Regions from separate parts of the Homo sapiens genome. Here region 2 is linked to region 1. A link is a contact called in ENCODE Hi-C or POLR2A ChIA-PET data. All regions are on one chromosome and are shown on one strand. Each heading gives the region's core, a stretch centred on a gene start or an enhancer-like site at or near the end of the contact. The rest is flanking DNA. Distances are from core to core; before and after follow the strand shown. Region 1 holds the start of LINC01522 (long intergenic non-protein coding RNA 1522). Region 2 has its middle 55 kb from the start of LINC01523.

The links. A loop is a pair of places that touch in the nucleus more often than their neighbours do. ChIA-PET counts read pairs that join two places held with the same protein, here RNA polymerase II (POLR2A). Pooled maps may share reads with other maps.
Region 2: a map of left cardiac atrium shows a loop between it and region 1 (4-fold over the local background). The contact joins the enhancer-like site here to the promoter of LINC01522 in region 1. A Hi-C loop is called at or near these places in 1 of 168 maps with a recorded cell type or tissue (left cardiac atrium) and 2 of 50 pooled maps. POLR2A ChIA-PET finds 5 or more read pairs at or near these places in 2 of 52 experiments (MCF 10A and PC-9).

The regions. Positions count from the first base shown.
Region 1 is chr20:47,985,319-47,992,577 of GRCh38, reverse strand. It overlaps LINC01522 (long intergenic non-protein coding RNA 1522), which reads left to right and starts at 2,461. Exons shown (of 3, transcript NR_110027.1): 1 at 2,461-2,563; 2 at 3,836-3,971. It overlaps LOC107985436 (a long non-coding RNA gene), which reads right to left and starts at 5,520. Exons shown (of 4, transcript XR_007067623.1): 1 at 5,454-5,520.
Region 2 is chr20:47,925,042-47,932,300 of GRCh38, reverse strand. No RefSeq gene overlaps it. Among named protein-coding and RNA genes, the nearest start is that of LINC01523, 55 kb to the left of the region's middle. Within about 2 kb of position 2,785, at least 4 of the 41 ENCODE cell types and tissues checked have a DNase peak (open chromatin) inside an H3K27ac peak, as active enhancers do; they include PC-9, where a contact is called at or near this core.

The sequences.
Region 1 (7,259 bases), core at 1,212-3,711:
ACTGCACACGAACTTGAGAATGGTTGTAGAGTGTAGCAGATACCTGGTGCCAAATGTGATGGTAACAAGAGTCCAAGTTGACTGATCTCTCTGGCGAAGAGATGAGTCTGCTGAAAATGGCATTTATCAGTGATGTGGGCGTGTCATTCAGTCCCATTTTCAAGGGTTTATTTTTGTGGTTTTGCTGCCTGCTTAAAGTGATTTGCTGGTGCCGTCTTTTAGTCCTCTCCCTCCCTGCCTGGAAGGTGATGTAGATGTATTTGCACTCCCAGCAGGAGACACAACCCTTGGCAAAAGAAACTCCCAGCATAGGATAAGCAGTTCCAAGCTCTGGCTCTGAAAGTCATGCAGGCTGTAGCATGAATCCCATGGCAGAGCACCAGAGAAGAATGTGCCTGCAGCTTTTGCAGCCCTGAGGCTTCCTCCTCCTCCAGAGAGGGGGATAGTTCCCGCACTCCCACTCTCCCATCTTATAAGTCGCAGAGTCAGAGGCTGGTCCTAACTCTGGCGGTGGACTGGGGGTGAGTCTGCATGGAGTCTTCTGCCATTTGTAGGGGGGCGGTGAGAGAGCACACTTCCATGTAGACTCTTCACCCTCGACTTCACCTGGGAGTCTCACATTCTGGCCACTTACACTGCACTCGCATATTTCAGAATGCTTCCTCTAAATTCTTCTGATTATTGTCTTAATACTGCCCATGTCAACATATTATTGAAACAGATTATTGCAAAGATATCACTTCAGGAGAATGTGCTTAGGGGTAACAGCTACATCCCAGCTTTTCTTCCCCTGCCCCCAGCTCTATTTCCCATCACTACCATGTTATAGCCCTCAGGGGGACTTGGTTAAATATCCAAGGATCTCACCGCTGATAAATCCTAAAACATTGCTTAGAGACATATTATATAGAAGCCAAGAGGACAACTGTCTTATTCTCCGAGAGCTGCAGGCAATCTTCTCCTTGTCCCATAACAGATTTCTAGTTAATAGATAACATTGCCAATTGTCAGAAAATAGGTGGCCCCTCTGGGACAGGTCCACAGCCCTTTCCTGGCTTGGCTGCATTCATCAAGCTGAGTTTTGTCTCTCAGCGGTGTCACATCCAAGTTAGTGTCTCTGCTTGCTGCTTCCTCAGTTATCTCCTTGAAACAAATTTCTTTAAATTGACTCTGCAGAATACCATTCCAGAACTTGCCATCATGTCTAATGAATATAAATTTCTGTAACAATTTTCAAAATTGGCCACCAGCATCATGGGTTCTCAGCATCCACATTATAAATTTCAGAGGCTTCCAGACCTGCATATCTCGTCACTGAATAGATCCGAGCTTAAAATCAGAAGAACTGAATCATCATGCACTCTGAGGCTTCAAGAAACATTTAATCCGGGTAACCAACACACAGTAATAAAAACACTTTTATCATCACTTTATGATATTAACTTGTAAGGATGCTCAATTAAAAACCTATTGATTGATCAAACATTTAGCCCTTTGAAAAGTATTTTTTAACAATTGCTTTGTGCAAAACACTGTTAGGTGTGATGAAGTGTCCACAGAACCATAATACAATTCAATTAAATGAGGCAAATAATGATGAGTTCCTGCCATGCATGAAGAATTCTGCTAGATTGCGTGATCCAGAAGTGAGCAAAATGCAGATCTTATCGCTGTCAAGATGACAGAGTAAAGTGATGTATCCACTAAATCAGTAACTCTAATGTAATAACTTTGTGCTAAATAGGAGATGAGTTCACACTGGACACAGGCAAAGGCTGGCAAACGCCTTCATTTCCTACAAGTTACATGCTGCATGGGGCACATGGGTGCTCAAGGAGACAGTGGGCCTGGGTAGCCTACGAGAATCGTGGCTATGAGCACTGACCCTAGACTCAGACCCTGCAGGTGGAAGCCAGCTCTGCTCCTACTCACCATGAATGTGCTTAGGACATTAGAATGCTCTGGCCTCAGTTTCCGAATCTCTAAAAACCAGACACTGATACCTAATTCATTATGGATGAGACAGTGCCCGTAGAGAGCTCCTGTGAGGCGTGCCTGGGCCCAGAGGTTGAGCGGATGGCTGTTACTATTGGAGGGTTACAGCAGGCTTTGGTTCCCACTGGATCCACCGAGAGCTCTGTCCTTCACCGCAGCCAGCAAGACTGTCTTCGGTACACAAGCACCATCCTGCCTCAGGAACATGACGTTGCATCCAGACATGGTACCAAACTGTGTGCCTCCCAGTCTAGCAGAGGCTTCAAAGCCATCAAGCCCAAACCCCACCATGCTCCCTGTGCACTGAGCCATCCCTACACGGTGTGGGAGACAACTTAGTGTGGGGCCACCGTATGGGTTAACCTGGCTGTTCTCTGGCTGGCTGCAGTCTGCCAAAGTAATAAGCAGCAGTGAGAAGTTAAGTAAACATCACAATGTAATTAAGTTGCTATGGCAGTAAATCTTAGTGACTCAGGTTCAGAAAAGGAGTGGCTCTCAACCAGGGGCAGTTGTCCCCTCCGGGGAACACTTGCTAATGTCTGGACACAGTTTTGGTTGTCACGACTAGGTAAAGGTGTAACTGGCATTTACTGGGTAGAGGCCAGAGATGCTGTAAGCATCCTGTACAATGTGCAGGACAGTCCCACAACAGAGACTGCCCAGCCCAAAATGTCAATAATGCTGAGGTTCAGAAACCTCGACACAGCAGCAGCAATGGCTGGTGCTTGTTGGAGGAGGAGGGTGGCTTAACTAGAGTCTTGAAGGATCATGAAAGTTAGAAGAGCAGGCAGGAGAGGGGAGCCTTCCAGGAGGGGTCCCAGCACAAGCAAGGATGGGAGGGAAGACTGTCTGAGGGGTAGTGAGCAGGCTGGCTCAGCTGGAGGGGCGTCTGTGCAGGTGATGTGTGGAGGGCGTGTGGGGTTTGCTCTCCAGGCCTAAGCAAATCCTTGGGCTTCCGCTGAGAAACTCCCCATCCCTGTCCTTGTGGTGAGGAGGGACTTTCAGTCAAATGACAACACTGTCCCTGAGTCCAGGGGGTAACATGTGGCCAAGACAGGACCATCCTGTCCTCCTGTGGGGACCTGAATGGTGAACAGTGACACATGAGTGGATTCACCATGATGGCCACACAGAGGACCCAGGAGCTGCCCTGATGTCCCCAAGCCCCGTGAATCTGGCTCTTCATATTTAATTTTCCTACAGACTTAACCCATTTCTTCCTATAAATGTCTTCAAAAAATTAAATCAAGGAATCCAGAGTCGGTTTCCATTGCTTGCACTCGAAGTTGGATGGGGGTCTGTGGCTTGGGTCTTCCTCTACCTTCCTGCCACATACCTTCTAGTGCCTGGACCCTGACTGTGGGGACAGTGGAGTCTGCCGAGCAGATACACACTCCACTGAATTATGGGACTGTGGTGTGTTGTGCACTGATGTTTGCAAGACACACACACACACACACACACACACACATACACAGAGGAGAGAGGACACATAGGGACAGCCAGGTTCACAGCAGACACTGAGCAACCACTTTCCTTTCTTCCTTGGTAACAGAGCCACACTTTTGTTCACCCCTCCAGTAGAAAACAATGTGCTGAAGGAAGGTGGCCCTGCCTCAGCCCTAAGCAGAGCAAAGTGATTGGTCAGTGGTTCAAAGCCAATCACAGTAATCCTCTCCCCTTTGCTTGTGATTGGTTTGCGAGTAGGCCTGTCATCCAGTTCTATTAATAGCTAATGGGACCTAAGAGACATCTACTAGAGGCTTCCGGGAAAGCCTTCCCAAGCCACACAGGAGAAAAATCTCCCAGCTCTCCTTCCCTTCCTCTGTTCTGGACACAGGCTGGTGATGCTGGAGCCACAACAACCACCGGAAACCCCAAGGCGAAGACCAGAGAATCCCAGAGATGCAGACAGAGACTTCCTAGAGCTACAGAGTAAGCCAAATTGGAGTTGCCTTTTCTGGACGTCTTGTTAAGTGAGTAAAAAAAAAAATGCCTTTGTAATTTAAGCCTGTGCTTCTAGAACTTTAATATTCAATAGCCTTTTCAACAAATAGTGTCAGAAAAAAAATTGGGCATACATAGACAAAAAATTAATCACACCCTGTCACACATGATACAAAAATTAACTCAAAAATGGATTTTGGACTCATAATGTAACACGTAAAACTATAAAACTTTTTAAAAAAATACTTAGGAGAAAATCTTCAGGACCCAGGGCTAGAAGAAGAGTTCTTAGACTTGACACAGAAAACACAATGCGCAAAAGGAAAAATTGATCAACTGGACCTCAATAAAATTTGAAACTTTTGCTCTGCGAAAGGCCTTGTGAAGAGGATGAAAAGACAAGCTATGTACTAGGAGAAAATATTTTCAAACCACTTATGCTACAAAGGATTTAATACCTAGAATAATATAAAGAATTATTAAAACTCAACAGTAAAAAAAAAAATCCATTTAGGAAATGAGCAAAAGACATGAACAGCTATTTCACCAGTGGTGATATATGAATGGCAAGTAAGTACACAAAAAGATGTTCAACATCATTATCCATAAGGAAAATGCAAATTAAAATCACTAAATACCCACATGAAAGTGGCTAAAATAAAAAATAGTGGTAACAGTAAATGATGACAAGGGTATAGAAAAATTGGATTGCTCATACAATACATTGCTGATACACAGATGCTCTGGAAAACAGTTCAGCAGTTTCTTCCAAAAATTAGACATGCGCTTACCACATAACCCGGCATTTGCACTCTTGGGCATTTGTCCCAGAGAAATGAAAACTTGTATTCAGATAAAAATTTATATACGAATAATCATAGCAACTTTGCTGATAATAGTGAAAAACTGGAAAACAACCCAAATGTCCTTCGATGAATGAGTTAAACAAACTGGTGCATCTCTACTATGAAATACTATTCAGCCATGAAAGGGACCAAGCTATTAATACCTGTGATGGCATGGATGAATCGCCTGGGAATTAAGCTCAGTGAAAAAAACCAATCTCAAAAGGTTATGCACTATATGACCTCACTTAGATTTTTTTTTTTTTTTTTTGAGGCCGAGACTTGCTCTATAGCCCAGGTTGGAGTACAGTGGTGCAATCTCGGCTCACTGCAACCTCCACCTCCCGGGTTAAGGCGATTCTCCTGCCTCAGCCTCCCAAGTAGCTGGGATCACAGGCACCCGCCATCACACCTGGCTAATATTTGTATTTTTAGTAGAGACGGGGTTTCGCCATGTTGGCCAGGCTGGTCTTGAACTCCTGACCTCAAGCGATCCGCCCACCTCGGCCTCCCAAAGTGCTGGGATTACAGGCGTGAGCCACCGCACCCAGCCACTACAGCATTCTTTAAATGACAAAATTATCAAAATGGAGAGCGGAATAGTGGTTTCCAAGCATTAGGAGTAGAGGAAGGAAGGAGAAGAGTATAGCTATGTAGGAAAACAACCTTTTGTGTGGCAAGAGTGACACCATCTTGAAGCAAAACCGCCATGATGACCAGTGTTTGACTCTTGCATACTAAGGTGCTCTCATAGTGTAGATAACCTCTCATAAAGGGAATTGAACAATGAGAACACTTGGACACAGGGTGGGGAACATCACACACCGGGGCCTGTCATGGGGTGGGGGGAGGGGGGAGGGATAGCATTGGGAGATATACCTAATGTAAATGATGAGTTAACAGGTGCAGCCCACCAACATGGCACATGTATACATATGTAACAAACCTGCACGTTGTGCACATGAACCTAGAACTTAAAGTATAATAAAAAGAAAAAGAAACAATGCCTATAGCATAGATAACCCCTCATAAATATGTTTATCTAACCTCCTTAGCGGTCACAAGTGTCACAATCTGAGGTGTGAGTAGTTGCACGTATTTTACAAAAACAGAAGCTTCCTATCTAAAGGATATTTTCTGGAGAGTGGGTGTAGGGATCCACAGTCTGGCAGCCACCTGAAATATCGCTTTAGTAGGTCCCTACTAAATGTTTCTTTCATAGAAGCTGGATTTGTCAGCTTCTTTCTTCAGCCTCTCAGCTTGCTGGGCCTTTGGGGAAAGGTTTACATAGACCTGCTCTTCATGGAACAAGCTATAAAAGGACAGCGTGAGGAATGCTTAGGAAGGAACTGTTTTCAATCTTAATGGTGGTGGTCACATGAATCTAAACATGTAATAAACTTTCAAAGAACTAAATACACACTAATTAGTGCATATAAAACTGGTGAAACCCGGGTCAGATAGATGGATTGTATCAGAGTCAATATTTTGGTTGTGAAACTTTACTATAATTAGGAAGATGGTATTATTGGGGGGAAATGAGTGAAGTGCATGTGAGATTTTTCCTATTTCTTACAATCACGTGTGAATCTAAAATTATTTAGCCAAATTTCACTAAATTTTTTGTGGCTCCATGAATTAATGTGGGGAACCCATTTCCTGAACTGCACGAAGGCGGTTAAATAATGTATATTACATATCAGAAATCAATTCCTTCTGGTATTGTGATTTTTTTTTCAAACAGGAAAACGTAGCAGGGGCGTTGGGGAAGATTTGGAATTAATATGTAATTAGATATTCAGCCAGGTAGAAAGCTTAAGCAAAATAAACTTGACTCTAAGTAATTAAAAAATTTAATATGCATATGAATCACCTGGGTCATCTTGTTAAAAAGAGAAAAGCAGATTCTGATTCAGTAAGTGTTGGGTATTACCTGAGATTCTGCATTTCTAATGAACTGATATTGCTGGTTCATGGAACCCATTTTACGTAGCAAGAAAATAAGCCACTTTTAGCTGCATTTTCTGTTAGTTGCCGCCAAAAGCATCCTAACTCTTTTGACCATTTGCATATTAGCCCCGCCCACTGGAGGAGCCCAGAGTCTTATCTTCCCACCAATCAGATTCACCCTCCACCTGTGGGAGGAGCCAAGAGACAAGTGGTGGGGAGAAGGCCGTCCTTTTTCCAAAAGGCAAGAGTGCTTCCTTGTATTGTGAGCCTGGGTGAGAGAGAGAGACCGAGGAGGATGGAGGTACAGCCAGAAGGCAGGGACAGATGCTGATTTGGGGATGTTCTGGGTCTCCAGGTGCCTCTTTATGGTCTGTTTATGAAACCCAGACGCCCTTTCAGTGAGAAGCAATTCTGCCATGTTTATTTTTTGCGGGGAAAAGAAGCCACAAAACCCAAATATTTATATCCACTGTGCAATCTTCTCCAGTTTCCAGGCACATCTTCCTTTTCTATATCTTGGAG
Region 2 (7,259 bases), core at 1,536-4,035, 61 kb after region 1:
AGGTGGAAGCCAGGGCCCCCACACTTCCCCACTGCTCTTGGGCCTCCTCTTTGTCCAGGCCCTCCTTGCCCTTACCCACCTCCCAGCCTCTGCCAGGCATATTTGTCTCTATAAATAAGGTGTACATCATAAAAGTTTAAGGAAAAGTGGAATTCTATTTTTCTTTTTTTTTTTTTTTTTTTTGAGACAGAGTCTCGCTCTGTCACGCAGGCTGGAATCAGTGGTGTGATCTTGGCTCACTGCACCTCCGCCTCCCGGGTTCAAGCGATTCTCCTGCCTCAGCCTCCCGAATAGCTGGGATTACAGGCGCCTGCCACTACGCCTGGCTAATTTTTGTATTTTTAGTAGAGACGGGGTTTCACCTTGTTGGCCAGGCTGGTCTCGAACTCCTGACCTCAGGTGATCTGCCCACCTCGGCCTCCCAAAGTGCTGGGATTACAGGTGTGAGCCACCACGCCTGGACTCTATTTTCATATCAGATTAGATATCCACCCAGGAAGGAATAAGAGGTATTTGAAGACATTCTCCCTGGCCTGGAACACAGAGACACCAGCTCATCTGTGGGTTTGCTGCTAGTTGAGAAGAGCCTTCAGAAGCGCATGAGTTTCCGACATCCTCAGGCATCCTGGCCCAACTGCCTTTCGGTCATCATTTGGGAGAGAGCCCAGACGTCCTGAACTCAAAGTGCAGCTTCCTCCACAACAGTCTGTGGACAAGGCAATTCCTTGAACCCCTTTGCTTCAGTTTCCACATCTGTGTCTTCCTAGGCCTCCTACTCCCCAGGCGATCGCATCCTGACTGAAGCCTTTACATACTCATTCTATGCTGAGCGTTCTAAAATATTTCAGTCCTACCCCAACTTCTTCCTGAGATCTCTACTTGTATATCCAACTGCCCACTGGACTCCTCAAACATGATCTTAACAAAGCTGAACTCTTGTTCAACCTCAGGCCCCAAAATTATTCTTCTCACAGTCTACCCCATTTCAGCAAACGGAAATGTCACCATTCCAGTTACTCTGGCTACAACCCTGGGTGTCTTCTTAGCTCCTCCCTTTCTCTGGTTGCAGCACCAGCTGAAAATAAGCAGCCAGAAGAACTGCCCAGCGGAGCCCAGTTACCCCACAGAACCATGAAAGATAATGAAATGTTTGTTGTTTTGAACCACTAGTTTGTGGTTGTTTATTATGTGGCTCTAGATAACTGAGACATGGTGCTTTCATAGACAAATGTTTTACCTACATCCTTGATATGAACTACCAGCTAGGTCTTCAAATGTGCCTGCTTTTCTATGTCCCAAACTTCAGGGCTAGCCTACCATAAGAACAGTTTCTCTGCCACTCCTGGATAATACCTCTACGATTACTTAACATGTTTTTTTTTCAAATGGACTATAAAAGTTGGATCATTTGTATAATGTAGCCTGCTACTAAGAACTAGTAATACTAATGATGGCTGTGCATATTGACTGAGCACTTACCATGGGCCATCCATAGCTCTAAGGGCTTTCCATACGGTCGCTTGTCTAATCTTTACCACAGCCCTATGAGGAAGATATTATTATTGTCACCATTTTACAGATGATGACAATGAGGCACAAAGAGGTTATCCAAGGCCTCACAGCTAGAAAACCAGGGAGGTGAGACCTGACTCGCTATTGTCCAACTCCAGAGTCTAAATTCTCAACTACCTCTCTGAACAACAACAATAACCACTGGTATCTATCGACTTCTTGCTACATTTCAGACACTTTCCTAGCTCATTATTGATTTCTCCCCACAGCTCTTGGAGGTAGGTCTATTATTATATGCATATGCATATAATAATAGGTGAGGAAACTGAGGCACAGCAGGGCTGAGTCACGCAGCTGAAAAGTCCATGGCAGAGTCAGGATTCAAGCCCAGGCATTCAAGCTGCAGAGCTCACACCCATCACCAGTCCCCTGTGTTTCAGTGAAATAACATTCAAATACACCCATAACCATCAGATAGCAAGATTTTTCTTGCTGTCTAACTCATTTCATGAGCCACCACGGACAGGCAGATCACAATTTGGGAAGCATCTTCCCAGCCTCAGGTGCCTCCTACCTGGGGCCCCAGTCTACTCACCTGGGTGGCCTGCCAGATGCTGGTGGGGCTTTATTTCCATCTGGGGGCCCCTGCACACCCTCCATACCTAGCTGTCCCTGGATGCAGGGCCCTCACTGCTTGAGGCTGTGCCCACCCAGGACCACATCCAGCTTCCGGGGCTCCTGCCCCTTCTGGCCTGGCCCCTCTCTCCTACTCCCTCAGTCCAGGACTCTCGTGCTGACAGCCACCCTCTTAACTGGAGATGAGAACACCACTGGCATCCACATTCCACCTGGATTTGCATAATCAGGCACATTTACTGCCCTCACTCTGTGCCATAATTACTGACTTGCTTTGCATTCGACACTTTTCAACTCCATGCACGTCCCTTCTCCTTCCTGCATTTTTAAGGTGGTTATTACAGATACGGCAGACTTGGCTTTCCCAGACATGACTCTGGCTTTAAAAATGCAAAAAGATCAATGTCCTACTTTATGTAATTATGTCTGCCCCTAGAATCAAAGGAAGAGCAGATGGGGCACACTTTGGAGTCAGCAGACTTTATAACTAGGGGAAGAGTTGAGGCCTGTAGTATTTTCCACAGCATCATCTGCTCCCTAAAATCACACAAATCCCTCCTTGTCCCCTAGAGAGGGGTAGAATTTCCTGGTCCCTGTGAGTCAGACAGGACTCCTGGGCCAGGATTTTCATGACATCTGAGTCAGAGAAGTTTGCAAGGGGGAAGTAATCCAATTGGCTATGGAAAAAAAAAAAAAAGCAGTGTTCAAATTCTCTAGAGCAGGTTTTTTTCCCCCAAACTTTTGAAGAAGGATCCATTATAAGACACGAAGTTTTCATCAGAACATGAAATAAATGTACACACACACACACACACACACACACACACACACACACACACAGGATGTTAGGAAAGTTACAGACTAACAACAGATGGAAGAAACAAAGTATGGGCCTTCATTGAATCTTTATTTTAAAAAGTAGCTCAAGAAAAGTTTATGAGATAATCAGGAAAATTTGAACGTTGACTAGATATTTGATAATATTAAAAGAATTATTGCTTATTATTTGTAGGCAAGATACTGGTATTATATTTGTGTTTTAATATGGAGTCTTTCGCTTTTAGAGACACATACTAAAGTATTATGATAAAAATGATACAAGGTCTAGGCCTCAAAATAATCCAAAAGAAAATAAACTAGTATAAGGTGACATAGAGATGAAATGAGATTTACCACGCATGTTAAAGCTGGGTAATGGGTAAATAAATGGAAGTTTCTTACACTTTCTCCTATACTTCGTGTGTATTTGAAAATACTCATAATATACTTTATATTAATTAAATTAAAAGACCTGTGGGGGAAAAAAACTACTGGATCAAAACTCCTAAATAAATCAAAGGAATTTCCAATCAGATAGTGTTTGCAGTAATTATAGCAAGTAGTGTTTTAGAGTGTACTCTCTAAAACAAGACTATTTGGGTTTGAATCCTTTCTTTGACACTTACCAGCTGCATGGCTGTGGGCAAGTTACCTATCCTCTCCCTGCTCCCATTTCCTCCTCTGTAACTTGGAATAACAATAATAGTATCTACATGCTGGAGCTGTTAAGAGGATTCAACGTGTTAAGTGCTTAGAGGTGTATCTAGCACAACAATCATTATCCCAGTAGTAGTCATAGTGGTGGAAGCAATAGCGCCAACAGTACTACGCAGTATTCAGGAATCTTTTTTAATATTGAAGTCATCCAAAAAACATGCTGCAGCTCTCCCTGGCTTTGAAGGCATTAAAAAAAAAAACCTGTAGACAAAGTTAATTTAACAGAGGTTATTTGGACAAAGAACAATTCAAGAATCAGGCAGCACTCAGAACCTGAAGACATTCTGAGGGCTCAACTCAGCAAGGTGGAGAGCAAGTGTTTATAGACAGAAGATATAAATAAAGTAGAAAATTAACTTGATTGATTACACCTAGGCATTTGCCTTATTTGGACATGGTCTGACCTGTTGGCTACTTCTGATTGGCTGAAGCTCAGCAGTTTCTGATTGGCTGAAACTTGGCAGCTGGTGATTGGCTGAGATCTGGGTATCTGTTACAAAAAATCTACACTCCTAAATTAGGTTTCAGTTTGTTTATATACTAAGTTAGGTTGCAGAGCTTTATGGAAGAACTCAAAGTACAGAGAAAGCCTCAGGCTAATGACCTCCTACTTATTTAATTTAACAGAGTTAATAGGGTGTAAGTGGAAGTGAGGTGTGACAGCTTCTTGGAATGTTCCTTGAAAAGAAACCTGATGCTTTGAGCCTTTTTGACTTCATACCTTCTTTCATTCTGGTTGCTTGGGGGGCAACACGTCTGGGGCTGAGGCTAGAGCTGGAGCTGCCATCTTGGACCATGTACTGTTCCTGAGAATAGAAGCCACACCTGGCAGGGAAACCCGAATGAAGAAATCAGGTCCCTGGGTGCTTGGTCAACTAGTGCCCACATGCCAGCCTTGAGCTATCGCCCAGACTACCACGTGGGAGAAAAGTACATGCACGTCTGTTCAGATGTCTGTGACTGGGAGCACTATTACTCACAGCAGTAATCGGGATCAGATAATCCTACCTGGTACATTAAGTTGTAATTTGTTTATCATAAATCATAAGAGTTGTCATCACAGAGGAGAGAACACAAATTGATACAGCAAAATATTCCACATCTGGAAATGCAAAGGGTGTTGTTCATCCTCTTTTCAATATATGGAACTGAGAGGAGAGACAATGAAGTCATTCTGACTCATCCTGCCTCAGAGGTTTATTTATTCCTTTCTTTTCTATTTTTTTCAAATATCATGGTCTTAGGTGAAGCAAAAACGTGGAAAGAAGATTCATGAGTGTGAGCTGTAAAGCCATGTTTAAAAGGAATCTGACAGGTTGAGGTAGAAAATATCATGCTTTTTCCTAGACTGCATGCTTTGTCCTCGATCCTTGACTGACAGCTCCTGATCTGAGCTTCCAGGCCCTACTTGAGTGATCCCTCTTCTGAGATGTCTTCTCTCAGACCCTACGAGAGCAGTGGTCAGACGTCCATCACTGGACAAATGCTAATATATGCTGAACATCTGCAAACACATCCAGAGCACTTTGTAGTCTCTTGACCAGTATCCATTCTCTTTTCTTTCAACGTTATTAGCTTTTGTGGATGTTTACCTTCCCAATTTCCAGTTCACATGACCTGGTGTGGCCCGTCCCTTGGCCTCAAGAATGAAGCCCTCACCAATTGGTATATATCATTACTCTGATTACAGTGATTGGTCCAGGTATAGTCATGTGACCTAAGCTGGTCCAATCAGAATGAATCTTGAGACTAGGCCTTATGCTTCTTTTATGGCCAAGTAAGCCTCTGGGAGGCGAGTCCTCTCACATACAACAGCTATAAACTCTGGACAAAATTTTAAAAACAACGACCTGAAAGCACAGGACAATGAAGAAAGGCAGACAGATATGGGAGGGGAGTTGATGCTTGGACAGATTTTCACCTGAGAGGAGGTTTCAGTCTGCAAAAGAGGGACAACTAAAACTCCAACTAAAAATCAGTCATCTCACCCACTTGAAGAACCAGAGGACCAGGCTCTGGGAAACCATAGCCACTGGAATGGAGCAGGGAAATTACAAATGCAGAGAGACATCAGAGACAGGGAGCCCCAAATTTTATGTATAAACTTTTCAAATGTCTAGCTGGTCCCTAAACCACATATGTGTAGGCAGACTACAAGTAGCCCAGCTAGGGTTGCCACAGAATTGAACTGAAATTTGAGCTATTTCCCACTCCAGGAAACACAAACCTTTTCATTTTTTTTTCTTTTACCTTTAGTAACTGAACGCAAGATCTTTTCAATTTGAGTTCAGCCACTTTAGTCACTTGCTCAAAAAATCAACAGTCTTCACAGGAAAACAACGGAATCAAGAATTACTGTATTGGTCACAATATTCTGGATATAATGCAAAATTGCAGGAAAATATGACAAAGACTCAACATAAAAAAATAAGAATAGAGACTTATCTGAAGATAACTCATATGTTCAAATTAGCAAAGATTTTATAGTAGCTGTTATAGGTATGCTAAAGGACATAAAGGAAAATCCATTCATAAGGAATGAATAGATAGGAAATCAAAATTAGAGCAAAACTCAGAATTGCTATGTGAGCTATTGGAAAAGACTTTGACAAAATGTGAAGCTAATTCTCAGGCAATTCCTTTGAACCAAAGGAAGAGACTGAAACTTCCTAGGACCACAGAATAGAACTTGAGAAAGAAACAAATACAACAGAAAGAAAACCTCAGAATTAGAGAGAAACTCAGTGTTCACACGATTAAGTGCTTCAATCTAGCCATACCTGAAGCCAATATGTCCCCCGGGCTTTCCTGTGAATCACAGCATGATTCAAGCAATCCTTTTATTCAAGCAACCTTGAGCTGAGATTTTCGTCCCTTGAGTAGGAAGAGCCATACTGATTGTCTTATGTAGGGTTCTCTCAGAGGCAGGCATGAAGACAAATTTGAGTGAAAGTCATTTATTTGGGAGCCATAAAAGGAACAGTAGGGGAATAGGAAATTGAGATGTGAAAAAGAAAGGAAACCATCCAAGGTGACTTAATAGGCACGACGTTCTAGAATAGGCAGTTCAGGTTGAAGGCTGTGAAGAACATGGTGAATTATCCCACTCAAAGGGCAAAGAAACTGGGATTTTGAGCCACCAGCTCACTTCCATCACTGATTAGGGGCTGTCCCTGGGGCATTAACTCTCTGGCACCTCCAGCCTGCCCCACACACAGGCTGAGCACACTCCAACAACCAAAGAAAGTTCTTAGGCGGAGAGCCGCAGGTGCTCACAGTAGATGTCACTGGCATTTATTTATAGGAACAGTGAGTACCTAGGAGAGGCGGGCAGGGTACCAACAGCATCTGCCACACATTACACATGACCTTGGCTTTTGTGTGATTCTGAGGGTCTTCGAAAAAAGAATTAGCTTTACTTTCACATTCCCATCCCCAGTGCATAGAAAGGTGTCTGACAAGTACATAGTTGAGATGTAATAAATAGTTTTTCTCTCTGAATGGCAGGAGGACTATTTCCTATGGAGGTAGGGAAGACAAGATCTGCAGTGACTGATTATCTTCTTATTAAAGGC